Linked DNA regions of Mus musculus: regions 2 and 3 are each linked to region 1. Evidence: chromatin loops called from intact Hi-C (ENCODE). Cell type or tissue: left cerebral cortex. All regions are shown on one strand.

Evidence for each region. Peaks named below come from ENCODE experiments on the same cell type or tissue, not always from the same donor. Only the 100,000 strongest peaks of a DNase experiment are listed, where the experiment ranks them.
Region 2: it touches region 1 in a loop (3-fold over the local background); 15 of 42 quality-filtered maps call a loop at or near these places.
Region 3: a loop joins it to region 1, with 4 times the contacts of the local background. A loop is called at or near these places in 17 of 42 quality-filtered maps.

What each region holds. Positions count from the first base shown.
Region 1 is chr13:81,654,330-81,662,329 of GRCm38, reverse strand. Lysmd3 (LysM, putative peptidoglycan-binding, domain containing 3) reads right to left here and starts at 4,524. Exons shown (of 3, transcript NM_030257.1): 1 at 4,394-4,524. In left cerebral cortex, a CTCF peak has its summit at 4,389; DNase peaks (open chromatin) are centred at 3,526, 4,623 and 5,623; H3K4me3 peaks cover 2,077 bases; H3K27ac peaks cover 1,390 bases.
Region 2 is chr13:81,704,778-81,712,777 of GRCm38, reverse strand. Polr3g (polymerase (RNA) III (DNA directed) polypeptide G) reads left to right here and starts at 1,765. Exons shown (of 8, transcript NM_001081176.1): 1 at 1,765-1,920. It overlaps Mblac2 (metallo-beta-lactamase domain containing 2), which reads right to left and starts at 1,361. Exons shown (of 2, transcript NM_028372.1): 1 at 796-1,361. The coding sequence starts at 1,249. In left cerebral cortex, a CTCF peak has its summit at 1,637; DNase peaks (open chromatin) are centred at 1,414, 1,683, 6,034, 6,267 and 1 more place; H3K4me3 peaks cover 2,748 bases; H3K27ac peaks cover 1,479 bases.
Region 3 is chr13:81,758,223-81,766,222 of GRCm38, reverse strand. No RefSeq gene overlaps it. Among named protein-coding and RNA genes, the nearest start is that of Cetn3, 21 kb to the left of the region's middle. In left cerebral cortex, CTCF peaks have their summits at 4,244 (motif pointing right) and 5,652; DNase peaks (open chromatin) are centred at 795, 4,231 and 5,638; H3K4me3 peaks cover 220 bases.

The sequences.
Region 1 (8,000 bases):
TTGCATTGACAAAGGAAGTTTCAAAAAAGCTCAGCAGAGACTTTGTTCTCTGGTTAAGTCTTATGAAGAGAAGTTTAAATAAGCATAGCAAGCTTAGAAAGGAAAAAATATAAAATATATGGTTTGAGTATTAAAGGGGTACCAGGAAGTGAAATGGTGCAAAATCCTGTGTTCTAGGAAATAACAGATTAAGGGAGTGGGACCTTGGGACAAGATCCTACCCAGCTAAATTTAGATCCAGGCATGGTGGTACACACCTTTAATCCCAGGAGACAGGCATGCTGATATCTGCATTCAAGGCCAATCTACAGAGCAAGACCCAGGATATCCAAGCTTAGGCAGTGAAGGATTTGGAAAACAGAAAGCCAGTGACAATGTAATAGTACAAGCAGGTCATGTTCTAATTCCTGCAAGCAGCAGAACTTGCAGCTTCAGCCATGTGGCTCTGGCTCTAGGAACTGCTGGGACAATTGATGCTGGTTAGCTGGAGCTAAGAAATTAGCAGTGATTATGAAGAGACCAGCATCACTGATGTGAAATCTTCTGGGAAGTATTTTCTGGGAGCACAAAGAAGCTGTGTTCCAGAGATAGCCAAGGTTGTACCTCGCGCTGCAGCTGGACTTGATAATATGTAAGAATCACCCAGGTGGTACTGGTTTTGAAGGCATGAAGGGATCATGAAGAACAGCTGAATCTTGGCACTGTGAGAGGTCATGGAAGGCCACTGGAGAAGGTATAGCCTCAGCTGTAGTTGATGGCCCAGGACTGAAGTGGTCATGCAAAGGATTTGAGGCTTGGTACCCTGAAGAGAGCCTATGAGAGGCTATTGGTGAAGCCTAGTTGGAGTGGAACACCCCACTATATTGTAGATGTCAGTACCATGGGATGATCACCAAGAACAGCAGCCGTAGTGGAGTGGATCAACCTGAGCATAGAGTGCTACAGAGGACAGAGATGGAGAAGTGATGCCAGCCCTTAGGAGGAGTCCAAAAGATCAAGTGGACTCCCAGTCACTGAAACAAGAAGCTGTAACATTGAAATTGCCTTGGAGACTCAAAGATGTTAAAGATGCCAGAGCCATGGGATACATGCTGAGGAAAGCTGCTAACAGGGAGTTGAACCAGCCCAGGATAAAGCAGTTTGTTACAGTCAACAAATATGAAAAAGGAGTGGAGATCTGAAGACTGCTTTGACATCATCCATGGAGATGCAGAGTTTGGAGTTTGCCCAGCTGATTTCCTGTCTTGCTTTGGGGATTACAGTTAATTAGTTGGATGAATCTCAGAAGAGACCTTGAACTTTGGACTTTAACATTGTTGAGACTGCTATATGCTATGAGGACTTTGAAAGTTGGACTAAATGCATTTTGCATTATGCTATGTTTAAGTACGGCCCCCATAGACTCATGTTTTTGAACAAGTCTATGAGGGCCAGGGAATGGAATGTGATGGTTTGTATATTCTCGGACCAAGGAGTGGCACCATCCGGGAGTGTGGCCTGGTTGGAGTAGGTGTGTCACTGTGGGTGTGGGCTTAAGACCCTCATCCTAGTTGCCTGGAAGTCAGTCTTCCACTAGCAGCCTTTGGATGAAGACATAGAACTCTCAGCTCCTCCTGCACCATGCCTGCCTGGATGCTGCCATGTTCCCACCTTGATGATAATGGACTGAACCTCTGAGCCTGTAAGCTAGCCCAATTAAATTTTTTTTTATAAGACTTGCCATGGTCATGGTGTCTGTTCACAGCAGTAAAACCCTAACTAATACAGTCACTATCAGCACATCTTCATCAATTTGGTCCAATTCTCATTAAAAAGAGACTGGAACCTAAAACAACTGACTTCTCATTCAGTACTGGCTTCCCCATTATTATCCATGTAAGAGTAAGATGGAGTAAGAGGGGCTTTTGCAGATAAAACAAAATTCAAACTCCAATGTATCTCAGTCATCAAACAAGAAGTTAAAAAGTCTCCACAGCTAAATATAGTACCGTTCTCTTACAACCTGGAGGACAGAAGAGCTGCACAGAGATGGGCTTTGGCTATTTTTCGGGTAGTTTTCTTTGTCGGTTTGACCGAAACTAGAGTCCTCTGAGAAAAGGAAAGGATACTTCAGTTGAGAAAAGGCCTCCATCCGAGGAGCCTGAGGGCAAATCTGGGCGTTGGGGGTTGGGGGGAACTGAGATAACATTTTCTTAATCAATGACAGATATGGAAGAGCCCTCTGTGATGCCACCTCTGGGCTGATGGTCCTGGGTTGTATAAGAAAGCAGGCTGAGCAAGCTATGGAAAGCAAGCCACTAAGCAGCATCCTCCACCACGGTCTCTCAGTGCCTGCCTTGGCTTCCCTCAAGGATGGATGGAGATGTATAAGCCGAAGAAACCCACTGTGGTAGTTTGTATATGCTTGGCCCAGGGAGTAGCACTATTAGAATGTGTGGCCCTGTTGGAGTAGGTGTGTCACTGTGCGCATGGGCTTTAAGAGTCTTATCCTAGCTGCATGGAAGCCAGTATTCTGCTAGCAGCCTTCAGATGAAGATGTAGAACTCTCAGCTCCTCCTGCACCATGCCTGCCTGGATGCTGCCATTTTCCTGCCTTGACTTACTGGACTGAACCTCTGAACCTGTAAGCCAGGCCCAATTAAATGTCCTTATAAGAGTTGCTTTTGGTTATGGTTTTTATCACAGCAACAGAAAGCAAACTAGGTCAATCATAATAAATTCCTCAAAGACAGCAGAACAAATGTTAAACACACAAGTGTGTTTATCTCAGTGAAGATAACATCTTCCAGCAAACTTGGAAAAGCAGTGCGGGGGGTGGGGAGGGGGAGGAGAGAAACCATCAAAAAATTATGCATGGATCCTGGAATGCAAAATGGGTTTAGAAGGATGGATGAAAAGAAACGAAAACTAAAATAAAAAACAAACAGACAAGGGAGGGTGGCAGGAGACAACTAAAACTCAGACAACAAAAAGATGATATTCTCTATGTAAAAACATACCTATTTCATTTCATAAAATCCAGCCCTTAAAATCCAGTTTCTGACCTTGCTTTACAGGGACACTGTATATCTTTAAAAGTTGAAAAGTCTCTATTTAGATAATTTATTAACAGCTATATTAGTAGCTTGCTTCAGCTGCTCCCACAGGGGCTAAACTATTGCCAAAAACCACTCCAAATTTGACAGATCCAAGCTAAATGAGAGCCACGTTTCACATCTCAGTTTAAAGTAAGGAGCACACCTGTTTCTACAAGGACGCTTGCACTCCCTTATCTAGGTCTTTTCTAAAAACAAAATAAAAAGCCCACATCTTAGATGTAGAGGATGTCTGTCAGTTTTGTGGAACCAGTAGCAAGTTGCATACATACATACATGTACTACCTCAGGAAGTATCTGTTTCAGATCCTCAAAAGCATCCATCAAAAGCAGAAAAGATTAGATCTAAAGCAATGCATATGGGTGGTTACGTTGCCTTAGGTATGCTATCCCTCTAAAGCGCTCTCCCTCCCATTCTTAGTACAGCTCTCTGAAATTACTGACTAATACCCAGAAGCCATTTGAAACAATGTGTTCTTCTATCAGTCTTTCCCTCACCATGTCTTAATCAGGAATCAAAAGACTCCCGTCTTCGCGCATCTGTCTCTATTCCTCTAAAATGACAGGAAAGCAAAATAAACAATCTGGACACTACGGTCTGACTGTTCATCTGTAATCCAAGTGCCAAGCTGCACTTTGGCCCAGTAAGGTAATGACATGTCAATCTACTAAAGATTAGAAAGTACACGGAATCAAAGCCATCAGCCTCAATTCTCTTTACCTCTCTGAATTATCTATGGAATCTATGGCTTCAGAAAACTAGAACATGTTGCATACTGCACTGCTGACAAACGTCCTGAAAGTGATCATCAATGGGTATCGTGAGCATGTTTTCATCCACCCGGTCTAGACCGGAAAGCGACCTCTCAAATCCCTAGGTACTACATATTAATTGCTGCATATTAATATTTGGTCTTGACCTTCGGCAGGGAGCAAGAGAAGACTCACAGGGCACAAGCCAGTTCAGCACTTAGGACAGAATCACCCCGATCCTATTCTCCAGGGCCAATTTTAAACCTAAGCAACAACTGCAAACTTCCTCCCTCTTCCATTCCACTCGCTTTTATTTTTATTTTTCCCTTTCCTCCGGACGTCCCCCGCAAAGATTACATCTCTGATTTCTAAGTCGCCGCGTCAGACTGGGACGCTTCGGAGCAGATGCTAAGGGGACAGGCAGAATGGCCCGGAAAGGGCTGCCCAAAACCGGGAGGTAAGAGTCCTTCCCGAACCGGGGACAGCGCCCCACGGTGACCCCCCGATCGACGTCCTGCCCCGCCCCGCCCCACAGCCACCGTCACCTGTCCTCTAGCAGGGGCGCGGCGACACGGTTATGTCCTCCACCACAGCCGCGGCCCCGGAGACGTTCATGACCGACTCTAGGTTCTCCGGTGTCTGGGTCCGCTTCTGCCACCGTCGCCGCCGTCGCCGCCGTCCCCGCCTTCCGCACCGACAGCCGCCGCCACGTCCGCAAACCTGCGGTGCGTCATCGCGTAGAGTAGGCGGAGGTGCGAGGGCGCGGGCGGAGGCGGGGAACCCAGAACCCCGCGGCCAACCGCAGGCCCACGCCAGCACGCAGGCGCGCCGATGCGGCCGGGGCGGGGCCTGATTTCAGCCCCGCCTCTAGCCCCGCCCGTCCGGGGGCCGCCGGGCCGTGTTGGACTCCTGCAGTCTGTGAATCTAAACCCAACGGGTCCTCCTGGCTAAGAAACGTACTGAGCGGAGGGCATGCTTGAGGAAGAGCCAATGGAGAGCCGCTGTGCATTTCTTAATGCTCTGTATCTGGCACTTTCTTCTCGGTGGGGCAGAAGAAAGCAAAAACACTGGGCCGTGCTTTACCATATCGAACGAGCCCTAGAGCAGCAAACAAGACAGGCAGAGTGCCTTGGGTCTGTAGGTCAGCAGAGTGAGCCACCTAGCCAAGCTAAGCTCACAGTGCCCTGGAGCTGCACTTTGATGGGACAAAGTTGTCAACAACTTGTAACTAACCTACTTGGATTTGAAAATTAACAGGACGCCATTGGTGTTGCACTATCTATGGCAGTGAAATAAATACCTCTCTTCTGACTTTTTTTTTTTTTTTTTTTTTTTTTTTTAGAAATTTGCCGAAGTGGTAAATACAGTGTTTGTATTTATGCGAATGATGTATGACATTTTAAAGGTGCACCTGGTGTTTTGTGCTGACGACCGACAATGCACTTGACTAAATGCTTACCCATTTAGGTCAACATTGCCTAAAGACGTACCACACTTTTCTTTACAGTCCGAATACTTAGTAATTATAAAGCCTTTGGAACGCTGTTCCAATTTCCAAAGGGTTTTTTGTTTGATTGTTTGTTTGTTTGTTTGTTTGTTCTGTTGGTTCCTTGGTCGGTTGGTTTTCTGAGAAGTGCCTCTGCAAGGACTGGGATTTTACTTACATTGCAATAAGCGCCTTTTACTTGAAAGGACAAGGCACTGTGCTGAACAATGCTACAAAGAACTCCAGGCAAAGACAACCGGGGAAAAAAAAGTTTGCCCAAGTTATTCTTTGAGCTCTTGCCCCTGTGACACCGCTGTCTGTAACCATTTATCACGGAGACATTTTCTCATCAGGAGACAAAGGATATATTCCGTTCTTGATGTGTAGGGCCTCGGCTGTTCAGGCCTCATGAATGTTAATGGAATGCAACCGTCTTTTTGCAAGTAGGTTACTTTTCTTATTTTAATGTCAATAGGCCATGGAATCCTTGGGAGAGTCTGAGGGAGAACGAATTCCAAGCATTTCTTCAGGACTACTACCTGTTTGCTTTGAAGAAACATCCTACACGAGATCTGCAAAGCTTTTGAATGATTGTTTGTATCTAACTAAAATCGAGTATTTGTTTACCAAAAGGGCACACTATGTGTATATTTTATTATTAGACTATACAAAAGAAGCAGTTAGCCACGAATGTTGGCTGAGTTCCAGAAAGTTGGCCGGTAAGAACAAGTATTTGTCTTTGGAAAAGAGGGTGTTCTCAGCAATCCGAAGGCCAAAAGTAGTAGGTTTTTTTTCAGATCTCATCTGCTATGTTGTCCGTTAAAATTGTTCAGTTGAGAAGTACATGATTCTAGGAATTTGTAGTTTTATAGCTAACATTTAGACTGAGACAGAGTAAATGCAGTGTTGTAGAGAGTAAATTGATACCACTTGTGAGGAGCACTGTTTGCTAAAATGCATTAAAATTAAAAATAAAGTTAACTAGGGTTTAACTTTGCTTAGTACCTGCCTTAAATTCACTGACACATAACACTTGAATCAGATTTAACAAATAAGTTTAGGAATGTTTATCAGATTAATGTCAAAAGGAAAAACAATCAGAGTGCTCCTCAAAGGAATAGCAGGATCCTTTGACTTCCTTAAAACAATATAGTACTTGATCAAAAGATTTAGATTCCTCTTTCTTTACAGATTTATTAATAAATTTGTCTCCGAAAAGGAATATGTACGAGAAATATATTCCAGCCATTGCAGATTTAGTTCTTTTTTAAAAAACAAAATCCTGGGCATAAGAACATGTGCTTGGAGCAGAAAACCTAAATAAAAATCCAGACATGGCTGCATGTGTGCCTGTAACCTTCTGGGTTCTGGGGTCCAGGAGAGTGAATTCAGAAGGACCACTGGGACTTGCTGGCCACCAGTGGAGCTTCACAGTCCGTAGACAATTCTGTCTGAGAGGACTTAAGCAGCAGGACAACGGGACACCTGTCTTAGTTAAGGTATCCATTGCTGTGACAAAATTCCATGACCAAAAAGCAAGAAGAGGAGGAAATGGTTTCACTTCCAAATTGCTGTTAATCATGGAAGGAAGTCAGGACAGGAACTGAAACAAGGCAGAAACCCAGAGGCAAGAGCCGATGCAGAGGTTATGGAGGGATGCTGCTTACTGGCTTGCTCGCCATGGCTTGCTCAGTCTGCTTTCTTATAGAATCCAGGACCACCACAATGGGCTGGGTCCTTCCTCATCAATCACTAATTTAAACAAGTACCTTAGAGGCCTGCCTACAACCCTGTTCTCTGGACCCATTTTCTTACTTGAGTTCCTTCTTCTCAGATGAATTTAGGTTGGGGGGGCATTTACGACTATATACATGTAAAAAGATTTCCAAAATGCATTTTAAAGATTAAAAAAATACAGTTACATAAGAGATACACTGTGTTTTCCTTTGGGATAAAACTTAAATGTACATGCCCCACTTTATTATCAATAAAATATTAAAAAATCATACATTGTATTTTGTAATAACTAGACATATTTCCCCAGAGCTAACTGTGCATATCTGAATCATCCTCAAGTTGTTTGGAACTTTGTATCCAAGTGATGCATATCTGAAAAAAAATTCAATTCCCTCAGAAATTAATGCCATTGTCAAAGCCTTAATGATTTTTACATTTCTTCCTAGTCCCCTGTGGCTGACTTCTTTCAGCCCTGCATTGCCACTCTTTGCTACTTTCTATACCTTTTTAGAAGCAAATCTGGAAAATACTGTTATACATTAAAGAAATGATGAAACTAATTTCAAATTGGATTAGGGAGTGAAATTTAAAAAGCCTTCAGTTGTAATTTATATATAGAAAATATTACCGCTTCTCTTCTTGAGACCTTTGCTGGTAGAAAATAAGCCACTGCTTGCTTTAGATGTTATGCTGTTGTGGTAGATAGACTTGCCTCTCACCCTATAGTTTTAAACATGGTGATTATAGTAATCACAGTTTTGTTATACATATAGATGAAAGAAGAGCCAAATATATCGTGGGGATATAGAGATGCTTATAAACACTTGTAAGTCATTTAGGGAGATTAAATATGACTCAAAAATAACCCGCTCCAATGTCTCGAGCTATCTAGATTTTATTAGATAAAAACTAGTCTTGCAAATACTATT
Region 2 (8,000 bases), 50 kb before region 1:
CAAAAATATAAAATTGATAAATCAAATATTGCTGCTGTTGCTAATCAGTTCAGTTAGTGCAGTTCCAGCATGAGGGGAAAGGGACTGGGACCCTGTCTATTTTGCTCCAATCTATCAATTGCTTAGGACCAAGAGAATGAAGTCCTCATTAACACACACACTTTCTCCACCGGAAACAACTCCCTTATTGATCTTTCCTAGGCCTTGCTCTCATCCAGACCAGATATTTGTCATATTTCTATATTTTATGTTCACTGTCAAGCCTTTTTTTTTTTTTTTCTTGTGAGGCAATAAGCAAACAAATCCATCCGAAAGGTCAGGATGGATGAAACGGAACCAAAGCTTTCCAAGCCTACAGGTGGACCGGATAGGCACTATGCAGTGAAGTGAGGAGGCAGATGAAGTCAGCAGTTTTCAAAGCACAGAGCCTAACACTCTTCCCAAGGTGCCATTGCTTAAAAGCCTACTCGTTACAAAAGCTGAAAATGTTCAACCGGTACTTGGGAAAAGAATGGAAAATCTCCAGTCACAAGTCTCTGCAGTGTTACTACTGTAGCTGACTGACTGGGGATGGTGTGAGCTTTCAAAGAGACAGCCACACAGCAGCAGCGCGCATCTCCGGACAGAGAAGCCTGCCAGGGCCTAGTCTCTGCTTAAGCTGACTTCCACGCAGCAAAGGGTGAAACAGAGTATTCCCGCACTGTACCCCAACAGTGCCAAGGAGGTCTGTAACATGCTGTACACGCTCTCCAAGCCCCTCCCTCAGTGACAGCGCACGCCCGCGGGGCCCATTACCATCCTGCAGAATGAGGGTGGGTTGCACTGCCTGCACTCGGAACTGCCTGGCCCTCCAGCCAGGGCTGGGCGCCCGCACCACCTCGCTGTCAGAAAGCCAGGTCACGGTCTCAAAGTTGTCCCCGCGAGCCAGGGCCTCGGCCTCGGCGCGGTGCACAGCCACCTGGTCGAACTGATAGAGACCGCCGGAGTGATCGAAGTGCACGTGGGTGGCCACGGCCAGCAGTGGCCGGCGTCCTGCATCCTCTTTAGACCCGCAATCCTGCAAGAGGCCAGAGGAGTAGAGGTACTCCGGAAGGCTGCGCAGCCCCAGGCCAGTGTCTATCACCACGTCCTGCTCCGAGCCGCGCACCAGCCAAATGTTGGCCCGGTTGCCTGACTCGTAGAACCGTTCTTGAATCCAGAAGATGCCATCGCCCAGAGACTTGTGGGCATACCACTCGAGCGCCGACATGCTGCTGCGCAGGGGTGCGGCCGGGCTAGGTGGGTGTGCCTCCCACAGGCAGTCCAGGACTCGCTGCTGCTGCTGCTGCTGCTGTTGCTGCAGAGCCGGAGGAGCTACTCTCAGCTCCGGAGGAGGTGCGATCGAGGGGCGGGGATGCGGAAGGGAGCGTGGATAGGACGCTGCGACACTGCCCAGATCACCTGTTCCGCGCCCTCCCGTCCGAGCCGCAGAGCGCAGGCTGCACCCCAGTTGCCGCAGCTTCTGCAGCCGCAGCACCAAGGCAGTAACGCAGGCTGCTGAAGCGGGGAGGAGACACCGGGCAATGCTGCCCTGCTCGGGGTTCTACTGCAGGGGCCGGGAGAGATGCGTGGGAAGCGACACACAGGACCGCCCCCACACGGGCAGCGGGGGGCTGTGCACTCGCCGCCGGAGCCCAGAGTGAGGCCGAGCCTGTTGGAGGCTGACTACGGCGCCTGCCAAGGGCTAAAAAGCTCTCTTCCGGGGGTGTGGCCTCGCGGGAGTGGGCGGGGCTTCCAGTGCGCTCTGCTGCGCCGTAGCCGCGTGCGGTGTGGGGCGCGCTACTCCGGAGGTAGAATCTGCGGCTCCTTGCTGGAGGGGCTGCCGGCTTTCTTGCTTCCTCTGCTGCACCGTGTGCTCAAGCCTCGAGACTTGGCTAGCAGGTAACTGGAAGCTATCCCGTTCTGGGCAGGAGGTGAAGAGGGTAGAAGGGAGTTGATGGGGCACGTGGAGAACGTGGTGGCCGGGTATCCGGAGCCAACATTCATGAAAGCCCCTCTGGAGTGACTTTGGGAAGTATCCCTACCTCCCCAAAGCTGCTGCTGCGGTCTTCCAAACCGTTTAAAGTTTTCGTAGCCAGATCTCCCAGCTTTCCGGTGGGTTTGTTCTCAGTGAGAAAGAAGGGAGTTTATCCTCTTACAAGAGAAGACTATGCAAATCTGACGACTGTGTTTTTTCTTCATTCAAAGTTTGGCGGCAGTTTGCTGATAAGGGCATACTTACCGTCGCTTCTGTTTTCTTAATTGTTGGCACCCTTGATAGTGAGGAGAGGGGTTGGTGATAAAATTTTTCTTTAAAAAGAAAAACCTAAATGGCCGTCATAGTTCTGGGTGGTTCTTTGCTCTTTGAAGAGAGCAGAGAAAGTTAGAGCTTAAGGAAAGGCGGAGCACTTTGAGGGGACATGAAAAGTGGATAGGGACTGGGTGTGGCCTTGCAAGCCACCAGAAATCACCCCCACTGTCAGTATCAAGTCCCTGCGCTTGCACCCAACCACTAGCTATTGATACATCTATTTCGGATTAAGAAATCCCTTTGAGAATTTGACTAACCTTCAGAAATTATAAAGAGACCCACGGGAGAGCATTATAAAGGATAATTAGGAAGATTCTTACTGTGGTATCTCCTAATAAGTTTCCTAGAGGGAGAACTGTACTTCCAACACTCCAAAACTCTCTGGTGGGTGTAGGAGCAGGTCACTGCCCTTTTGAGTATTTTGCTAATCTCATCGGTTATGCAGTTGGGACCATTCTTAGCACGAGTGCCTCAGCTAAATGGTGTGTGACAAGCAGAAAACTGTTTAAAAACAAAAAAAAGTCTGATGTGAGTTCTCGAGAATCTGAGGAAGCTAACACCTGTACACAAATACTTGTTATATAATGCAAAAAAAATGCAAAAATTGGATTCTACTTATAGATGGACTAGTGAATGATTGCACTGGCCTTATCGAATGCATTTTCTGCAGAGAAACACAGTGCCCTCTGTACTTTGTTTTTGCTGCAGAAGGGGGCCACTCGGTAAGATGGCACAGTGTTGTTTCTTGGCCATAAGCTCAGAAAGAATTCAGAGATGACTATCTGGCTTGTGGCAGGCTCTAGAGTCCTTTGGACCTACAGTTCCCAATGACACTTTGTTTTCTACTTTTCAGTATGACTCTGCTTCTCATCGTAATTACATTTAAGCTCAGACAGTCCTGAGAGAGGCAGAACTTCTTCAACTAGTTTTTCTGGCCTGGTTCCTGCTTCATTTTCACACCACCTATCAGGTTCTGACAGGTTCTCTAAAGTATATTTTGCCCACTTCCCATACTCGATCGTAAACTCCATTAAAAGCAGAGATGTTATTTTGTTTGCCTCTGTATTTCCAACAGTGAGAGGATGGTTTGGCCCAGAGGTTAGGCTTAGAGTTGGGTCTTTATCAAGACCTCAGTGGATAGTTACTTGGTGAGAAGCAGAAGTTAAATGTCCTAAGCTCTGTTAATTGAAGAGAATGACATATCAGACGATTAGCCTTCTGTTAAATTGATGAGATGAATTGTTAGGGACATAACAATTATCTGGACATAAAATGCCTACGATGTTTCAGAGGGTCGATGTTAAAGGCCTGAGCTAACGCAGAAAAAAGGGGAATAATAGAGAACACACTGCTAATAGTCTTCTGTTAGGTGATCAAAGGAGACAGCCAGAGTGGAATGAGTCAGGCTCGTGATTAGAGCAAGTTTAGGTCATTCTTCAGAAAGATACTGTGACTTGGCTTTCGCTGTCTCCCCTGGCCTCCAGCTACTTGAACATTTAAATGAGCAAGGTTGTGTGTACAAGAGGATGTTACATTTCAGTCACAATTATAACTCACAACATTTTAGATCTAGGAAGAATTGCAGAGGTGAGCGCACCATCTTCCAGGAGATTATGTGTACAGTTGGTTTGGAGAGACTTGAACAACGCCCATTTTCAGATCTCTTGGAACAGATTCTGAACGGAAGTTTTGAGGCAGGACTCTGAGCTGGCAGTCAGGCAGCATCCTGAGGTGATGGTGGCAGTGCTGCTTTGTCGATCTAGTGTTTTCGATTTCAGATTTGGGGCTGGAAAGACGACCCGAGTTCAGTTCCTAGCGACCACAGCGAGTGGCTCACAAGCCCTGATGGCCTGGCATCCTCTTCTGACCTGCCTGGGCACCTGCATTTCTCCGCACATACCCACACACATTTTAAGATTTTGAAATTCAGAACTTTTTGCAGTTGCCAATTTCCCTCATTGATCTGGGATTAAAAAAATAGGTTGTTGCCGGGCAGTAGTGGTGCACGCCTTTAATCTCAGCACGTGGGAGGCAGAGGCAGGCGGATTTCTGAGTTCAAGGCCAACCTGGACTACAAAGTGAGTTCCAGGATAGCCAGAGCTCTACAGAGAAACCCTGTCTCGGAAAAACAAACAAACAAAAAAATAGGTTGTCAATGACTTTAGACATGTGTTCCCAGAAGTAAAATATAGGTAGGGCATTGAAAGGCCTTCCTCCGCCTGTGTACGCTCACCTTTGGTAGGAATTGTTTGAGATGAGATCAGATGACCTTTATAACCATTTCCTCTTCTACAAAGCAAGGAGGTTGAATCTACTGTGATTCTTCGTTTAGCCAGGACCAAATAATGAAGCCTTGGAATGGGTCACTTATTGTATATAGAGATGCCAACATATCTCAAAGGAGCGGATGCTTTGAAGGAAGAATTAAGAGTTGCTCGGTGCCTGACCAAAAGGATCAAAGCTAGTTGAGTAAATGACTGAGTTGGATTAGGCCGTTCTAAACAAATTTGGGTAATGAGGAAATCGAGAAATAAAAAACTCTTCATTCACAAAGTTTGGGAGCTGGGGCCATGTCCCATCTATTAAGGACATTGAAGCAGAAGGATATAAATTCAAGGCCTGCCTAGGCTGTAGAAAGGGCTCAAGTCCACACTGGGAAACTATCAAGTCTGTCCTCAAGAAGTAAATATGTAAATAAATAGAAATTAGAAGACTGAGACTAAAGTTTAGTAGTGGACGTTTACCAGTGTGTGTGTGAAGCTCTGGGTTCAACCCCTCTTCTCCCAGCCACACACCTTCCCTTGAAAAAGTCTGACAGGTTGAGAAAAAAAAAAAATCAATGTATTAGATAAATACATCAAATAAGGATTTAAGTGATTGGCGCCTAGGCCTCACTTGTGAACCTTTCCTTTCACCATTCAGTCTCTGGCTACAGGGGAAGAAAATGAATTTAGAAACCAAGTGTTCCTCCACCCACTCCCACCTCCCCACTGTTGATGTGATTGGGTGTTTCCGGGAGGGAGGGAAACCTGGAAAGGGGATAACATTTGAAATGTAAATAAAGAAAATATCCAAATTAAAAAAAAAAAAAGAAAAAGAAAAGAAACCAAGTGTTGTATATACGGGAGCACCCTGTCTGCGACATCAAACTGTAGGATGGCTTGTAGGCAGTGCGCCTTGTAACCAATGTGTCTCAAAAGCTAGCATTGGATTCTCTGCCGGATACATTTACTGTTGTTATCAGTTTATGCCCAATGACTGCAAGATAAAAATAGGAAGTTGGAGTCTGCAGAGCTTATTTCTGGGACAATATTCCATTAAACAGTGTTAAGTCAGATACTCTTAGAGTGAATTTCCCAAACCATTTCCAGGGCCCAACTTCAAAGATGTTGGCTTATTAGGTTTGAGAACTAAGTGTTCCCCAGGACTCAATATGTTTTATATTTATATTTTTTATCTCCCAGTTAATTCCTCTGATCAAGCAAGTTTGGTAAACTTTTCCTAGATTTATTTCTAATCTCTAGTTAGTGACATATTCTAGACTGGCAGGTAGCACAGTGGTCTTGTCCCTGCCTGTTGGGCTCCTACAGGTGCTGAGCAAAGGTGTCAGCCCCTTTACTCAGCAGAGGTCCTACTTGAAAGACCAGCTTTCTGTAGAATCAGCATGGTAGAGTGACTCAGCAATGGGAATGAAGCCATTGTGATATTTTACGTCTTTTAGAGTAGACAGATGGAATGAGCTTTGAAATGAAAATGAATTTCCTAATGGATTTTGTTTTTAAGGTAACTCGTGTATGAGCACAGTCAACCCCTAGTAGAGTTCCAATCAGCAAAATGGAAAAATTATAAAAATATATGCATCACTCAAGTCTGCAGGCTTTTAAAAAAATGTATATCGACATTTTGCAATCTACGGTGGAATAGCAGATGTAGACACACGTAGGTGGTGCTGATGAGCAAGCAGATCCTACACTAAACAAGACAGACTGGTAGTAATTCACCCACAGACCATCCTGAGTGATGCAGTGGGAAGACAGTATTTCTATTTTTTTTTTCAAGACAGGGTTTCTCTGTATATATAGCCCTGGCTATCTTGGAACTCACTCTGTAGACCAGGCTGGCCTCGAACTCAGAAATCCGCCTGCCTCTGCCTCCCCAGTGCGGGGATTAAAGGCGTGCGTCACCACTGCAAGGCTGAAGACAGTATTAACTATCCTAGTAGCAGAAGTCAATCCAAACTCTGAATTAGCGGCTAGTGTACCTGTTCATTGGAAATCATAGTCAAAGGAATGCATTAAACTACCTAGGTGTGTGATTTTTCCAACCCAGAATCTGGGAGGTTGTTACTGATTCTGAGCTGTGCTCAGATACATTGCTGTCCCTGGGGAAGTATGTTAGAAAGTCCTTGGGCCTTGTTCAGGACCATCCGAACATAAGCATTTGCATGCGCCTTTGTGCTCTGATGATGTGTGTATTACAGGACAGCCATCTAGTCTTTTCCATAAGTAAATAGTAAGAATAACAGAACGGGAGACGTTCTAGAATTAGAAGGAAGGAAATGTCAAAGACATCATTCCAACTGCCATGTGAATTTTTTTGTCTTGAATAATAATTTTAAAAAACTATAAATTTACTAATGTGCTAAGGGAGAAAGTTTGGGTGCTGATTACATAAGAGATGATAGTAAGGAGCTATAGCGATTATATCTGTGGTTTACATTGTTTAATGAGCTCTCGGATTAGCAGGCTTTCCTGTGGCCTTTTCATCCGTACTTAGTTGTGGTTGATCTTCACACCCTTCTCCTGCTCCCCAACTTCAGACTCTTCAGCCCTCCCTCTTCCCCTTCCACTTTTGTTCCATGTGGGTTCTATCTTTATTCCTCTCCTCTCCTTTAAGGCTCTCTTTCTTCTCCCATCTTGGGCCCCATTCTAGTTTCCTGACCACTAACTATACTCACTGCTACAGAAATACACATACGTGAAAATCATGCAGAAAATCATCTGCACATGAGAGCACATGGGATAGTATTGATCATTTCCATCCTGGACTACCTCAATTAATAGAAGTATTTTCTAGCCCTATAAATTTCCCTCAAATTTTATAATTTTATTTTTTATTATTGTACTGACTGGTTTTGTGCCAACTTGACACAAGCTGGAGTTACCATAGAGAAAGGAGCTTCAGGTGAGGAAATGCCTCCATGACATCTACCTGTAAGGCATTTTCTCAATTAGTGATCAAGGGGGGAGGGCCCCTTGTGGGTGGTGCCATCTCTGGGCTGGTGGTCTTGGGTTCTATAAGAGAGCAAGCTGAGCAAGGCAGGGGAAGCAAGCCCATAAGTAACACCCCTCCATGGCCTCTGCATCAGCTCCTGCTTCCTGAACTGCTTGAGTTGCAGTCCTGACTTCCTTTGGTGATGAACAGCAAAATGGAAGTGTAAACTGAATAAACCCTTTCCTCCCCAACTTGCTGGATCAAAATGTTTCCTGCAGGAATAAAAACCCTGACTAAGATAATTATGAATGAATTTATTTCCATTGTGTATATGTATTGTATTTTTATTGTCCATCTTGTGTGGATGGAAAGCTAGGCTACTGATGGGCACCTGGGCTAGTATTGTGTTTTTGCTACTGTATAAATAGGGAATAAGCGTGGATGTGCAGGTAACTTC
Region 3 (8,000 bases), 100 kb before region 1:
GGAAAGGGGTGCGTGTGAGTGTGTGTGTGTGTGTGTGTGTGTGTGTGTGTGTGTCTGACCAGTATAGGAACAGATTAAGAATACATAATGAGCTGAACTACTTTCTAGTATTCAATTGTGGTTGACTGCAAATAAGTGATCCCTTCAGCTTTTAAATTCTCTGTGACTGCCATTCTCTGCAAGGGGAAGAAACTACAAGATGAATTTTCAGCCTACTAAAGTGAGCAACAAAAGGCATAAGGAGCTAGCAGATATGTCTCAAGTTCAACAGTTATGATAATCACAATCAGAATATGAAAATACTAGTCAGTTTCCTGGTACCTTAGAACAAACTGACAGACAGACTGCCCCTGGCTTTCATAGCACAACAATGAGGCTAACTTTGCATCTTGGTACTTGGAATTGGCAGAGAAGTTTAGTGTTAAGAACACTTGATTTAGATTCAAATCTGCGTTTTTAGTATTTACCAGCTAAGTGATCCAGACAACTGAATTAATCTTTCCAAGTATTCACCTGCACATGTATAAATGGCAAAAAGCTGCTTTTTCCTGTTTTCTCTGGGTTTTTAGGAGATTTACTACCTTTCTTTGGGTGTGCCCCAGAGCAAATTCCAAGGCAAGATTTGAGTACAAATTGGTTACTTGATCCCAGGAAACAGTGAGGCAGGGAAGGGAGAAACCACTAACAACAATGGCTATTTAGTGGCCACCATTGCTTTTCTCACTGAACAGTTGGGAACTTCAAACTCGCTGGCTGACTTTGTTCTGGGAATATCAACACCATAATACTTCTGCCAGGACCTGACCACAGGTTTTGCACAGGTTAGAGTTCAGAGAAATAATTTCTATGTAAAGCCCCGGGGCTTAAGGTAGAAAGCTGAGTGACCAGAAGAAGTGCCTTTTAAGGCTACCATCAGCTCCTGAAAGGAAGATAAGGACTAAGCATGGGCTGGTGATGACATTTGTCCTAGTGAGATGATGTATGTCCCTAGAACAGTGTGACTGCCGATCTAAGGCACAGCTGTTTAAACACAAAGCAATGAGCTTGAAGAAGGCCAAAGCAGAGTCTGTACAAGGAGAGGAAAGTAGAGGACGACACACTGCTCCTGAGCTGTGGAACCAAAACCCCACCCACACTCTCCTCTACCATGGTTCCGTCCCTCCCTAACTCAGTTTCCCCCTGTAGCCTTCTCCACCTCCACACCTCTCCCCCACCCACACTCTCCTCTACCATGGTTCCGTCCCTCCCTAACTCAGTTCCCCCTGCAGCCTTCTCCACCTCCACACCTCTCCCCTTTCTCTTCTTCAATCTCATCTTCCTCCTATCTTTCTCTCAACTCCTAAATCCCAGACCTAGCACAGTGCTTATTACGTTCCACACTTTCTCATCCTCTGAAGCCACTGTCCAACTTCCCTCTCTTTCCTCAATAAGCCTAGTTCTTATTCAGAAATTCAAGGTACTGTCAGTTTCTTTGAAAAGAGGTCCCTACCGTCACCTTTCTCTTGTGGTCTGAACCGCCTATCAGGTAGTGTCTCTGTGAATGTCTTAAAATGCACCACTTACATCAAGCATGGTGGCACCTGTCTGTAATCCTAGCACTTGGAAGCAAAATACTGCAAGTTCCAGGCCAGCTTGGGCTACATTGTGAGACACTGTCTCAAAACAACAGCAACAACGACATAAATCTTACAGCTTGCATTATAAATATGCAGTTACAGCATTATAAATATGCATTTATAATCCATCATGCTAATTGCATCATTATTCTTTATAAGCAGATGTGGAACATTTGCATTGTTGAGAAGTTCATAGATGATTTGTAGCTACACCAGTGTCTACCAGTCGTCTGATTGCGCAACAGATTTCCTAAAGCAGAGGGCACCGATTTTTGGAGTTCTGGTGCCTGTCATCAGTCCTAACATGCATTTGGTGCTCTGCAAGTAATGTTTTAATCAATAAAAAAAAAAATGTGCTTTGAATATTTCCACCATTTCACACTGCTTTTCACCAAGTTGATACCTGTGGCGATAAAGTATATTAAAGGTGCACTCTGCATCCCTTGGGAGTGTAAGTGTTAAATCTCATTGGCCATCTGCCAGTTCTGTAGCTAAGTGGCTATTAAATCTGGCCAGTTGTTCAACATTTTCACCCTTGGTTGCCTCACAATCTCTTCCAAAATGGTCTTTAGTCTTATTAGTTTGGTCATTGGAGCCTGGGAGGCTAATTCACAAAATCAGGTATCAGAGGGCCAGGGAGAGTGTTCTAAGAAAACAAAGATGGCAGAGCAATTGTCCTCATTGTTTGAGGAAGGTCAAGGCTGAAAGCTGTTTTGTTTTCTTTTGCTTGTGTGTTTTTGTGGCACCATGGACTAGATCGGGCTCCTCGCACACACTCTGGAAGTACTCAACACTGAGCCTTATCCTTAGACAAAAGTTCAGTACTTTTAACATTATGCCTCCTAACAAAAGTATCTACATATCATACAATTGACCTGAAGAAAAGCATTCTACAAACGGATACCTCCCCTTATGTTTATTTACACCGTGACAAGACAGTTATCAGAACTCTCCACAAACAGCCCTTGAAATTAGCTATATTTTCATGATTTAGTTTCATCAGTTTTCATTTTGTATAAATAAATAAATGTATATTATTTAGTACATCTAAATAAAGTCCGTTGTCTAACCACCATCTTCTTCTACTACTACTACAGTAGAAACCTAGATGACACTGATGGGCTGTCAGCCACCACCATGTATGCATGTCCTAGGGTTCCACTCTTATCCTCTGCATCTTAGAAGACTCCGTGAGCACCGTCGAGAGGCCTGCAGGATGAAGACTAGCATACACCTTCCCACTCCTATAGGAGCTGTCCAGGAGTAAAGTATCAGGGCCTCTGCCTCTGATCCATCTTCAGAGTAGAAAGTATAAGAAGCATTGTGGTCCATAAGCCGAGCGCCTCTCTTCTTGTTTAGTTCTTTACCTCTCCTCGACTCTTAAATCTGTCCTAGAAAATGCCACTAAAGAGCCAGAGTCTGCTCTGTCCCAGGCTGGATGGACAGACAGCATGACAGAACTCTCCAGCGTATGACTGAGAAAGAAGTTCTTTCCTGATTAATCCTGGCTAAGCTCTTTGCTTCCAAAAGTCTAAATTTTGCTTGAAAAGTAGAGTCAAGGCACTTCATCAGAAATTAAATAGAGCCGGGCGGTGGTGGCGCACGCCTTTAATCCCAGCATTCTGGAGGCAGAGGCAGGCCGATTTCTGAGTTCGAGGCCAGCCTGATCTACAGAGTGAGTTCCAGGACAGCCAGGGCTACACAGAGGAAACCCTGTCTCGAAAAAAGAAAAAAAAATTAAATAGACCTCCAATAGAATGGAGTGACTCTCTTTTACAGAGGAAAAAAAGCTTATATTAATAAGGAAAGTAAATATTATTACTAGTGACTTATCTGGATTTATATATTACTATTTTGCTAGAATGATAGATATTTAAATGCTTAGGTATGTCAAGCTTATTAGACAGTACTACAGAAGTATTTTATAATACAATTCAATTATGGATAATATTTAGTGGAATATTATTTTAATGCACTCTTGCTGTAATGAAGAATTTTTTAAACTATCTATTTTGGACTCTGTGCATGTGCATGCAAATGTCATGGCCACGGCACTTGCAGGGAGGACAGTTTGTGAGAGTCTTTCTTCTTCTCCCACTATGTATGTCCTGGAGATTGGACTCAATTATCAAGCTCTGCGGCATGGGTGCCTTTCCAGAGCTATCTCTCCAGCCCTAATGAATGTATTCAATTCAATCAAAAGAACTTAGCTTTGACAGTCTTCAGGAAACATTACTGTACAGCCATAAGTATAAATAATTGTTTGCATATTACATACATAGGTTTTATTTTAATTATTTTAATTTTTGTAAATATTAATTTAGCCAATTTAGTTTTTGTTTAATCTTTTAGCGTCTTAAAAAAATCTCTTCAATTAATCATGGTACTTTGTAAGTATTTTCAATTGTGGAAAGATCTTGTGTGTTCTGAGTCATATTCCTCTGAGTTTAATAGGGAATATGGCCTGAAAAAAGATTGATGAATGGCCGGGTCTGCAGTACTGATTCGAGAGGTGCTGTGATACTTCTGCAGATGCTTTCATGTCAGATCTATCCTCATGGAGGAAACTAAGCCAAACTTACTAGGAAGGGAAGCGGGCTGCGTAACTGGATTTCTTCAATTAAACCACTAGATGGCACTATCCTCGTTTCTTTTGTAAAACCACTAGCGAATTCGCTCCTTAGGAAATGATTATATTTTAAATGCTGCCAAAGGACTATTCTTTGATTCTATCTAAAAAAAGAAAACTACAAGTAGAGGGGTTTCAAGGTTATGGCACGTTTACATCCTTTCTGATCGACAGAGACAGAGAAGCCACCCGAGTCACTGGTGAGAAGCATGCCTTCTCTTCAGCTACTCTACAAGGTCTGAAAGGAGACCTCTCCCACAAAAACACAGATGACCAGTGCTCTCAAATCTGTCTTCACTTCTTTACTGCCTAATGTCATCATCTTTTTCCACTTTTTGGATTAAAAAGCTTCATCAGGCCCTGGCGTGGTGATACACACCTGTAATTTCAGCGCTCGGCACGAGGTAGTAGGATCCCGAGTTCAAAGCCAGACTAGGCTACGTAGGAATCAAGACAGATGGCAGCTGTGTTGGGTCTCTTACCATAGAGGATTTTACACATTACACCTTTTCTACTTTACACAAAAAGTTGAAGGCAGGAATGCTCACTTCTTCTAGCCCAGACCATAGTATTCATTTTCTCTAATTTAAACTTATACATTTGATAGCCTTCTGGCTTGCCTTTTAAATGAAAAGTATTTCAATGTGAAAATAAAAGTATCAAACATGTTATTGTTATACTACTTTTTTAATGTGTATGAAGTTTTACCTGGATGCATAACTATGTACTGTGTTCATACCTGTTGCCCTGAGAGGCCAGAAAAAGGACTCAAATACCTTTGGACTAGAGTTACAGAGAGTTGTAAGCTATCATATGTGCACTGTGAATCGAACCCATGACCTCTGGGAAAGTAGCTGGACTCATCAGCCCTAAATTATAATACTTTTAAAAGTGAAAACAATAATAATCTTTATTTTCATGCAAATATGAAGTGAACACAAATGGAAGACTTTATTCACCTCATTCATTAAGAAGTGGCTTAAAGGAAACTTTGAAAAACATGTATACATATAAATACAACCAAGGATGCCCAAAAACTTTGCTGACAGATGCCCAACTGTTTAATATCCTACAAAGCAGTGTAAATGTGATTTTTTTTCTATTTCTGAAAGTGTATCTCTAACAGATAAATTTAACTAATTTGTAACTCATGTAAAACTTCTACCCATTTCTCCTGAAATGCAAAAGAGCTGTCCATTCCTTCCAGTCGATCAGACCAGGACTAAGCAACAGTCTTGTCAAAGCAGAAAATCCCCAGAGGGCCTGCTAAACTCAAGAGCCTCTCTTCACAACCTCCAAGTGGAAGACAGGGTTCTTAACACTGTTGTTTACAAATAACCAGCACTCCGCTGGGAAGAACAGCCTCTTTGGAGAGTCTCATTCCACTTCCAGCCATACTAGGACAAACCACAGGGAGGCACTGTTTGCACTAGATTCTCTACATAATGAAGAGTGCAAAGTTCAGTAACCATGCAGACAGTAGATTTCCTTAACTGGCAGTAGCTGATGTACAAGATACACAAAAAAATTCAAAGAAAATAAGAAATAGCTCATCTCTGACTTGGTTTGCAATTTAAGTGCGATGTGGCTTCATTCAACAGTCTCAAACTAGGAGCAACTCAATCTTGCAATGTTTTCCTGCCATATATTAAGACCCTGTATTTTATCCCCATTTTGAGGTCACATAATCGAATGCAGTGGACATGAAGATACCCGGGAGTAACAGAAGATTTCTGAACACACAACTTCCAAAAAGTAATTCAAAATCGAATGCATAACAAAGTCAATGTTTTTCCTCAGCATAGCCTTGGCTCTGAGCACAGCACCTGCTAACACACCAGGAAGCCATTCTGCATGAAACTCTGAGCTCAGCTCAGGTTCAAGACCATAGTACTGATGGTGTCAGGAGACAGAGCCTGCCAGGCAGCTTAAGGCAGGGACCTGGAAGCAGCTTTCTCAGGAGGGTTCTAGATGGAGACCAGGGAAGCCAGGTCCCTCTGGCTTCCTTCTTTTGTAACTTGAGTTTTAATTTTTTTTTTAACTTTTGGAGATTATAATATATTACATCATCCCTCCCTTCTCTTTCCTCTCCACAAACCACTCTTTCAATGATGCTGGTCTCAATCACCGCTGATTTCTGGCCTCTAGCTAACCACCGTCCACGGTCCCAGTAAGGCAAAGGTTTCATTTCAGTGTTCCGGGCCTCTTGTTTATCACAGGTGACTCTTCAGACCCAGCTGAGCTGAGCCACAGATTCTTTAAAACAGCAAAGATTCAGTGGTCCCATGGTCTAAATGTAATCTCAAACGCCACTCAGGAGCTCCTCACGCCAGACCGCAATCCTCTGCATGGCTCCTATCATTCTCTTCCTCCGGGCTCCCACAGAGCAGCTTACCAAGCTGGGAGCATGCAGTAGCTTTTCTCACCTCAACTTCCAAAGTCCTTCCAAGATCCTCCAAAACCACAGGGTCAGGTCTATCATAGCAACAGCCCAGTCTCCTGGCACCACTTTCCGACTGCTGTGATAAACAACGAAACCAAAGCAGCTTCTGGAGGGAAGCGTTTGTGTGGCTTCTGCTTCCACATCACAATCCATCATCGAAGGAAGTTGGGACAGAAATTAAAACAAGTCAGGAACCAAGCGGCAGGAGCTGATGCAGAGGCCGGGGAGAAATGCTGCTTACTGGCTTGCTCCCCCGGGGTTTGCCTTGTTCCCCATGCTTTGCCCAGCCTGCTTTCTTTTCTTCCTTCCTTCCTTCCTTCCTTCCTTCCTTCCTTCCTTCCTTCCTTCCTTCCTCCCTCCCTTCCTTTCTTTTTAAATTGTGTGTGTGTGTGTGTGTGTGTGTGTGTGTGTGTGTGTGTGTGTGTGTGTGTGTGTTTGAGACAGGGTTTCTCTGTATAGCCCTGGCTGTCCTGGAACTCACTCTGTAGACCAGGCTGGCCTTGAACTCAGAAATCCACCTGTCTCTGCCACCTAAGTGCTGGGATTAAAGGCATGAGCCACCACTGCCCGGCTTCTGCTTTCATAAAGAACCCAGAATTAGCAGCTGGGCCCACCCCATTAATCACTAGTTAAGGAAATCCTCCACCAGCTTGTCTTCAGACGCTCTCACGGAAGCATTTTCTCAGTTGTGGTTCCTTCCTCTCACGTGAACTAAACAGGTAATCTGCCAACAAAAATATTTAAAGTTCTTTCTGTATTTACAGTCCCTTGATTGCCTTCAGCTGTTTTTTTTTTTTGTTTTGTTTTGTTTTTTTTTTTTTTTTTTTTTTAGCTCTAGCTGAGACTCCGAGTGCTATATTGAATAGCTATGGAGAGAATGAATATTCTTTTCTTGTTCCTGGTGTAGTAGAAATGCTTAGAGTTTCTTTCTATTTAGGTTGCTGTTGGGTGTGATTTTGTTGTAAATCCCTTCATTGTGTTTAGGTATGTCTCTTGTATCCCTAGTCTCTTCAGGACTTTCATCACAAAGGGGTGTTGGATTTTGAGCAGGGTTTTTAAAATAGATTCCTATTATTTTGTGATTGTGCTGTGGTTATTTCTCTGCCTCTTTTGATTGATTGTTCTTGGATTATTTATTCCTGTCCCTTTGGGTGTGGTTAAGTTCCTCAGGCTGAAATTTCCCTTCTCGTACTGCCTGGAAAGCTGGACTACCAGATAGAAATTTCCTAAACTCGGTTTCATGGTGAATGCTTTTCTTTCTGCAGTTGGTTGTGATTGATGGTTTTGTTGGGTATAGTACTCTGGAATGGCA